2 separate regions of the Homo sapiens genome follow, and region 2 is linked to region 1. Evidence: chromatin loops called from intact Hi-C (ENCODE). Cell type or tissue: K562. All regions are shown on one strand. Links, peaks and the distances in the headings refer to the core of each region. The heading gives the core; the rest is flanking DNA. Region 1 has its middle 47 kb from the start of GALNT7. Region 2 overlaps GALNTL6 (polypeptide N-acetylgalactosaminyltransferase like 6).

Region 1 (4,402 bases), core at 121-4,120:
CGGGGGTGGTTTCTAATGGTTTAGTACCATCCCCCTAGTGCTGCTTGTTTAAAAATGTGTTAGCACCTCCTCCCCCAACCCCACCCCTTGCCATTCACGTGAAGATGTGCCTGCTTCCCCTTCACCTTCTGCCATGATTGTAAGTTTCCTGAGGCCTCCTCAGAAGCAGAAGCCTGTATCGTCCATAGAACCATGAGATGATTAAACCTCTTTTCTTTATAAATTACCCAGTATATCTTTATAGTAGTGTGAGAACGGACTAATACACAATTTGTTTTATGTATATGTGATTTTATGTATATATGATTTTACCCTTACACAATTTGTTTTATGTATATATGATTTTGTTTCAAAAATGGCATCATATCAAAATTTTTTTCAGATTAGCAGATTCCTCTCCTTAACCTTCTGATTAAAAAAATGCAGAGTATCAGTTTTCTTCAAGATTCTTCCTGCTTCTTTCACAGATTAGACCAGGCATTTATTTGCTTTTCATTTCATTCAACTCCACCCATAAATCCTCAATTTTTCAGGTCCTTTTATTATAAGGAGGCAATAATTCATGTTCACTTGGCTTGTCTGTCCAGACTTGCGTGTCTGTCTGACTCATGCCTTTCACCCAGTCTTGGTTGGGCTGACTTTGAGCCTTCTCATTACTGGGCTTATATGGTCCTAATTACACGTTACTGGGGTACACACAGAAATCACCAATTAGTTTTTGACTTTAAACAGATCACTTACCTCTCTGGGGTAAGTGATTCATGCAATTGTTTTCCAATCGACTTTTTAGCATCTTTTGCACACCTAACCAAATGTTGGGAATTCTACAATTAATATGACCCAGCCCTGCCTTCCAGGAATAATAGGGAAAAGCAGAGAGGCAAATAACCACAGATAGGTAAAAGTCCATGTAAATGAAGAGAAAAAGACAGCCTTGAAAGAGTATGACCACAGGTTTGCCAAATCCCTTTTAAACTCTAAAAATATACCACTCCAATGGAAAGAAAGTAATTTTTTCATGATCTGAGGTACTGTATTTAGATTTCCTCCTCAAAAACACTGAAAAATAGGGATGGAACTTGGAAATATGTAATGTGGGTTGACTCGTATATTCCCCAAAATACAAGCCTCCCAAGGTGGTCTGGAATTGCCACCAACATTTGGACAGCAGGGGTGGGGATGTTCCTGTCAGTGTCTGCCACATGGGAGAGTTTCATGAATATTTGGTGAATTAACTAGTAAATAATTAGCAGACATAACAGACCAAAGTAGAGGAAACTGTATAGCTTTTTTTTGTTGGTATGGATTTGGCAAAGGCTAAGACATGGGAAATGTGACTCTGGGGACAACAGTGGAGCATGAATTCCTTGGGACATGAACTTGGGCCGTTATTCATCCTGCTGTGTTTCCAAAGCTGATTTTCCAGCAAAACAATAATAATAATAATAATAATAATAATAATAATAATAATAATAATGACAACAACTTAGCAAGCTTGGAGATAAGTTACCAGAACTCATAGAGTTACAGATTAATGCTTCGGCCTACAACAAAGTGAAACATTTTTCAAACATAGAATATGCATTTACCATTAAGCAGGCCTACCACAATTCTATGTAGACATTTAAATTTTGGCAAATCATTTACGATGTCTGTAAGTTTCAGACATGTGTAAGAAGGAGCAATGACAGACTTCTCTGTGGTATGCATTGCCTGCTTCAGTCAGTCCAGTGACATTCTGGGCTTCCAGGTGTGGCAATCAAGCAGGAAGTGTGCTGGGAGGGTCACAGCATAAGGCAGCTGCCCGGGGAGCAGATTCAAAGCACAGCTGTTTGGCTCAGAGAACAGCAGATAGGAAGAACACTTCTGCCTGCTACAGAAATCAGCTGGGATATCTGCTATTCTTGCAAATTGGTCTATATTAAATACGTAATTCAGAAACTAAAATTAAAACTAAAACGAAGCCACAATTTCTGGAGCAATCTTCAAACATTCCAGTCATAGCAGCACTTCTTTTAATACAGCCAGCTATCTTTTGAGGCTAAAAAGGAATTTCCTCTAAGCAGAAAAGTCTGAAGAGAGTTCTTCAAAGATCCTTGAGGGGAGCTCATCTGATAGCAGGAAAGGAAAGTTCAAGATGCCTCAGAGACTACATGTATGGAAAAATACTTTACACTGTCAAGGGGAGAGGAGGTCATCTTAGATGATACATGAGAATGCAGTATCTAGGTAGAAATCCTGCTCAAAACTAAAAGAAGAGTATGTAAAGCTATAACCTTGTAAAATAAGGACTCAAGAATGTGTGTGTGTGTGTATGTAATACATTATATATATGATTGCACATATATTAAAGGCAGGGGTGATGTCCAAAATATTTAACAACTGCTGTAACAATATACAGTGATCAATGGCCTTAGTTTGTCTGGAACTAAGGGCTTTTCTGGGACATGGGAATCTCAGTGTTAAAACTGGGACACTCCTGGGCAAATTGGGATGGTTGCTCACCCCAGGCACTAATCAACTGCAATACATGCTAGCAATACACAACCAATGTGGCCTTAATAACAACACACCTGATCTCTCATCCTTAATACCTGAGGATGTTTGTACAGGATAAGCCCTGGGAACCATGCAGTCTTGCATTTCTCCAAATTGCTCATGCATTTGCCTGCCTCTGTGCCTTTGCACACACTGTTCCCTCCACCTAGAAAATCCTTTCCTGACTTGGCCAACCCCTGTCACTTCCTGCAAGAAGACTTCCTGGCCCTTCAAAAACTATATTAGGCACCTCCCTGAAGGTCATCCCTAGGACTCTGTATTTACTCCTATATTTAGAATTTTGGAGGAAAAGATAAAGCGGAAACATAAATCCAAAGAAGCAAGACTATGAATCCCAATTCATTTATGAATGAGGATGAGTGGGAGAGCAACTCCCCAAATTCGGAATCAAAGTAATTCAGTGACAGTTGGTAATGTTCTCCAGGAGGCCACTAAAGCTACTACGGTCTTTTGTTCATGCTGCCAGACCCTCCAGGCAGAGTAGAAAAGAATCTGAACCTGATGATTTTAGGCACAATAATGAAGACGAGATTTTCTGCAGGTGTTAACCAGAGTTCTGCTAATTAAAGAATTTCCTCTCCTCAAGTGATCCGCCTGCCTCGGCCTCCCAAAGTGCTGGGATTATAGGCGTGAGCCACCATGCCGGGCTCACAGTCAACTTGAGTTTGGCCATGAGCCAGATGAGGCATGGGTGTGAACTCAGGTGGAACCAGGTCAGGAATGGGGGAACACCCAAGGGACTGCATCAGTTAGGGCTTCGGCAGGAAATAAGTGGCATGCTCGTAACAGGAAAATTGAAGGAAATTTTAATAAAAACGAGAGATCACAAGGGGTTAGTGAAATATCTGGGGCTGGTAGAGCAGGTGTTACCACCCCAAGGCCTGAAGTGGAGTAAGGGAGGGAGTGGTTACCAGAACCCAACAACAGGAAGGGCTGCCTGGGAAGGGCCATATGACAAGAGCTTGACACTATGGGGGCAGGACTCAGCCAGCAGGCCGTGACATGCAGAGGCAGTCTGTGTGTTAGTTAATGGTATACAGTAGGTGCTCAATAAGTGTTTGTATTAATGTTCCTGTTATCATTATTACTGCTTTTTGATACACATTATATATTCCATGACATCTGATGTTTTCCCATTGAAGAGGCTGAAGTGTCAAGGGAATAAGGGAAAAGTAAAGGAAGGAGGCTTCTTCATTACATTCTCTCCAGCACCAAGAGAAGACAGTCCCTGGAGATGTTAAGAAACAGAGGCTACTGTGGCAGCCAAGAAACCCAGAATGCCAGAGACAGCAGAGGGATATCTGCAGGAGAGATGGTAAGGCCAAACTTCTGGATTGCCTCATGTTGTTTAAAACATCCGCCCCTAGGAAAGGGTTGGGAGGCTCACAAATTCCTGTTATACTTAAAAGAGGAAATAGACCAGAAAGGTGAAATTGAGTTTATGTAAAACAATGTATGTATTACACAGAGAAATGAAAACTCTTCAGTAATTCATTGGCGATCTTAGCACATGTCTCAGAAAGCAGAGAAAACTGGTTACCTCCAACAACTGCAAAAAGTCATGGTCTGCATAAACTTTGTCCTGTATAATTGGCCACAACATAAGAGCATTTGCAGAAATTGATGCTGTTCAAGTGTCCCCTATATTTGGGAAGCCAGGATTTTGTCCTCTCTACCCCCAATAAGTATAATCTTTTATAATAAAAATTTATATTTTGACAACCTGACATAGCTATGTTTAAAATCAAAAATTAGTAATGGCAAGTTAATAGAATTCTGTGGATCCATGAGTCACAAAGTTCAGCATCAAATAAGAACACAGAAACAGAGAATGCAGAACACA
Region 2 (4,402 bases), core at 403-4,402, 84 kb before region 1:
CGCCTTGGCCTCCCAAAGTGCTGGGATTACAGGCATGAGCCACCGCGCCTGGCCTACTACAAACATTTCTTGTTTACCTATTGGTCTCCCCTATGTCGTGGGTCAGTTGGTGCCTCTTAGGTTATCTTTCCATGCTCTCTCCTCATACACACCAGAAAATAAAAGTCACTTCATAAATATTTGTCAAACTCAACTGATGTGATTAATGTTATCTTCTAGGCAAAGGACCTAAACACATAGATCAGATACAAGATCTGATCATAATTGCACAGAAGAGCTCATTTCAGAGCCATAGATACCTTCTCTCCATAAATCCTTTCGGTTAAAATGGGAGGTACTATTGCATCAATTTAGATAACCAGTTGAGGCAGAGGCTAACTTTTGAAAATTCTATTTTGCCAGGACTTCAGAAAACACAATTTGGTGTCGAATAGCTGGTCTCAGACCAGATGGTTGGTACATTCTGATTTTTAGAACTAGGGATGCTCCCTGACTGAAAACAAAGTAGTGGAAAGGGAGGGAGGAATCACTATTACTTAGTTATTTACTTATAGGCAGGACACTATGCCAGTGATTTTATATCTATTAACTCTTTTTATCCTCAAAATAAATATGTGAGGCATACTGTCATTTACATGTTACAGATAAGTAACCTGAGGTTCAGAAAATTAAACAAGTTGTCCAAGATTACATAGCAGGACTGAAATTTGATGAATCCCCTACGCCACAAATCCAAGCACTTTCCCCATGACTGTTGTCTCTCCGCCCCCTATGTGGTAGTTTCATTCTTGGAATCACCTTCCTATATATAATGGACTCATATACCTATTTTACTATCTTTGCATCTTTAGCATTTGGTTCTTTTATGACCAGTGTGGAATCTTTTCTGTAACTCACACATTCTTTTAGAGTTCAGAGCCTACAGGACTATGGAACCTAATAAAGTCTAGCACAAACCCATGAGTGCCACAAAGTGTCACACACATGCCAATCAAGTCCACGGGCCTGCTACAAAGAAGTGCCCCTTTCAATGAGCTACCTGGAAAGGCACACCTACACTTGCCAAGGGTGGACCGATCGACTGGCATTGAGCATTGATTAGGAAGTAGTCCTGGATTCAAACTTTTGCATTTCCTCTCAAGGATTTCTAATTTTCTCAGGCAAAACAAAACAAAACCAAAACAAACAGAAAAACACAAAAATAGATGGAGTAGGCATCCAGGAAAAGTGGGAGGAGTAAAGGGAAATGCACTGCTGGATTACACTGTGAATAGCCAGAGCACAGGCCATGCCATCCTCCAGGACTGGACAAAGAACAACCTAGTTAAAAGCACAGAAAGGACATCTTCTATCGTCCTTTAGGGAGGGTTGTTTTAGAACAGCAGACTTGCCGAAACACTCAGAAGTCTATTCCACAAAAAAAACTGTGTTCAGTTCTGTTACAGCCATCAATGCTGTGACCACTGAGGTGAAGGGCAGAGGAGGGAAAGGCTGTCATAGAACCAAAGACCACATTCAAAAGACAATTACTTGATCCACTGACTTAAGTCCAACCAGGAAAAGCACCAGGAAAGACAATTAGTGATTCACAAGCTCAGCTGAGTAGAAACGTAAAGATGGCAATGATGTAGCTTAGCCCCAAGGTCAAAAGTGGAAAATGCTTGCTATGGGCAAGGCAGAGGGTGCTTTGAGAAGCTTCACCTCCGGGACTTGCTGAGCACTCCCAAGACAAGGGTGAGCAGAGCTCTGTCTCCAACCAGGGAACAATTAGTCTGTGGATCTACTGATCACTGTGGATGGTCTCTAGTTTGACACCTCGTCATTTGTCTCTGTCACTAGTGACCTTTGGAATAAAATGCTCATTCAATTTTATGACTAGGAGAGGCTCCAGAGATTTATCTAATCCCCCCCACCTCATTTTACTGATGAAGCTTCTCAGACATAGACAGATGAAGGGAATCCAATTTTTCAACTTTTATGAGAACATGAAGTACAAGAACAGAAAACATTCTGGATGGTTCAGGGTAGTGGTATATTTGCATACTCGACTTGGTTCAGCCCAGGAGTACACCTGTATTTCTCAGAGCATGTGTTCCAATATGGGATTTGGAAAAATATGATCAGTTGATGGTTCAGAAAATAATGTTTGAAAAAATAAAATGTTCAGAAAGTCTGGTTTGGCATTTGCATGCATACTGAGGTACACAAGCTAGGGAAGAAAAGAGAATAGAAACATGTCCTACTCCTTTTCTCATTTCTTAACTCTCATGAAGTTATGTGTTTTGAGGGGGAAATTGTGCTCATCTGGAGGGTCCACATGAGCATTTTTTTTTTTTTGAGACAGAGTCTTGCTCTGTCTCCCAGGCTGGAGTGCAGTGGCCTGATCTCGGCTCACTGCAACCTCCGCCTCCTGGGTTCAAGCGATTCTCCTGCCTCCGCCTCCCACGTAGCTGGATTTACAGATGTGCACCACCACGCCTGGCTAATTTTTATATTTTTATTAGAGACGGGGTTTCACCATGTTGGCCAGACTGGTCTCGAATTCCTGGCCTCATGTGATCTGCCCGCCATGGCCTCCCAAAGTGCTGGAATCACAGGCGTCAGCCACGGTACCCAGCCCCACATGAGCTATTGATAAAGGTAACAACAGGAAAAAATACAGATAGTGAAGAGGGGGCAAGAAGTGCATGTGTATAGAACAAAGTGAATTAGAATGTAGCAGGTCACCTAGAATTTTTATGACTATAACAGCTTAAGAGTGCTCTTTGAAAAACTGACCTAAATGTATTAGATCCGTGTAGCTTCACTATTGGTTGGGGCTGGGAGAATGAGCATGAGAGATGCTGGGGAAGAAGAGAGAAGACAGCGAAGGAGACTGCTGCCTGAGGAGCCACAGCAGCGGCTGGGAGAGGGCATCTGGGACAGCAAATATCTAGGACCCTCAGAAAGAAGGGCTGGCGGAGTGAGCTGCAGCCTGCATTCTCCTTCCTCCTGGAAGCTGCTTCCTCCACCCCAGAGGAGAGGGAGGAGAGAGTTTCTCAGAGTCTTTCCCTGGGGTCAGACACGGGTGGAATTAATGAAGCAAGATGGAAAGAAAATGGCAAGGAGATCTCAGGAGCCCTCTTTGTGTAAGGAAAGTAAAATCCACAATAAACTCAGGAAACTCATAAAGAGAGCAGAAGAGAATAGCAAGCCTTTGTATTAGGCACAGCTCTTTGTTTACACTGAAAATAGAAACAGGCAAACTAAATTGCCTGCAGGTTGCCTTTCTCCTTCCTTATTCTTTCTTCCTTCATGCAGTGCTTAACTATGCAAACATCCGGATCCTAAAAGGACATTAAATATTGGTTGATGGAGTCTTAAAATCCAGGAGCAACCCAGAAATGTTTACAAAGGGTGCCTGAGAAACTCCTAATTCTAAAAGCATTGCAAGTTTAGTATTCCTCAGATAAAGGTAACCAGAGCCTGTAAACCTTCCCTAAACTAAATAATAAAACATTACTTGATCTTAAAATATAAGCAGGGATTTGGGGATGTTTTCTTGTATTATTGGCATTATAGACAACATTAGAGGTAAAATTTATTACTAGTTAGGAAATTTTTCTTTTAGCATTACCTTTTCCCCACTTAACACAATTAAAAGAGGGTGTGTGTTAACAGAGCTTGTTCAGATAATGAGCTTGCTCACTACTTAAACTTTCTGTCCTCGTGGTATATTTTCATTCACTGAGCTGTTATCTGCATCATGTACCTGGGGGCTTTTTTAAAATGAATGTTGCCTCCTCCATTTTGCAGAAAGCAATGAGAACGGCAGCACTGGAACACCTGCATTATATCAATAAAGGGATTGAGAGGAGACTGAAGCTCAAGAACTAGCAAATTTGAATTTGTACATTCAGCTATTGCCTGTGTGTCCCTTGTCCCAAACTCATATTCATCTTCTGAAAAGGGCAGCTGAGAACCCGGCACTTTTGACTGCTGCTTTTTTTTTTCTTTTGTATTTCTCTTTCCCATTAGAGATTCAATGTGAGGGAATTATGACTCTTCTAGTCATTGTGTGTGCGTGTGAGCAGGGGGTATTATTTACTGCGGACTAAAATACAATTTTTTGTGTATGTGTTTCTTCCCAGATAGCTACATTATTGGTTACTTGCCAAGCAACCCCATATACTTACTATTTTCAAAATTTAAGCAGATAGCAAAAAGCTCACCACAGAGCAGAAAATGAATGGATTGCTTTTTTAAAAGAAGTGGATGATTGAATGAATAAATACATTTATTGTCTCTAATTGAACCTGCTTGTAGGCCCTACATAGTGCCAATACAGCCTACAAATTCACATTCCACATGGGCAACTCCACCTGCTATTGTTTGATTTGGGAGCTGTTCTATTTACACAATA

The links. A loop is a pair of places that touch in the nucleus more often than their neighbours do. Peaks named below come from ENCODE experiments on the same cell type or tissue, not always from the same donor. Only the 100,000 strongest peaks of a DNase experiment are listed, where the experiment ranks them.
Region 2: a loop joins it to region 1, with 2.3 times the contacts of the local background. A loop is called at or near these places in 1 of 110 quality-filtered maps.

Annotation. Positions count from the first base shown.
Region 1 is chr4:173,119,423-173,123,824 of GRCh38, forward strand. No RefSeq gene overlaps it. Among named protein-coding and RNA genes, the nearest start is that of GALNT7, 47 kb to the right of the region's middle. In K562, for the core only: no CTCF peak of the experiment used is centred there; a DNase peak (open chromatin) is centred at 1,789.
Region 2 is chr4:173,035,424-173,039,825 of GRCh38, forward strand. All of the region lies in intron 12 of GALNTL6 (polypeptide N-acetylgalactosaminyltransferase like 6), which reads left to right. Among named protein-coding and RNA genes, the nearest start is that of GALNT7, 130 kb to the right of the region's middle. In K562, for the core only: no CTCF peak of the experiment used is centred there; no DNase peak of the experiment used is centred there.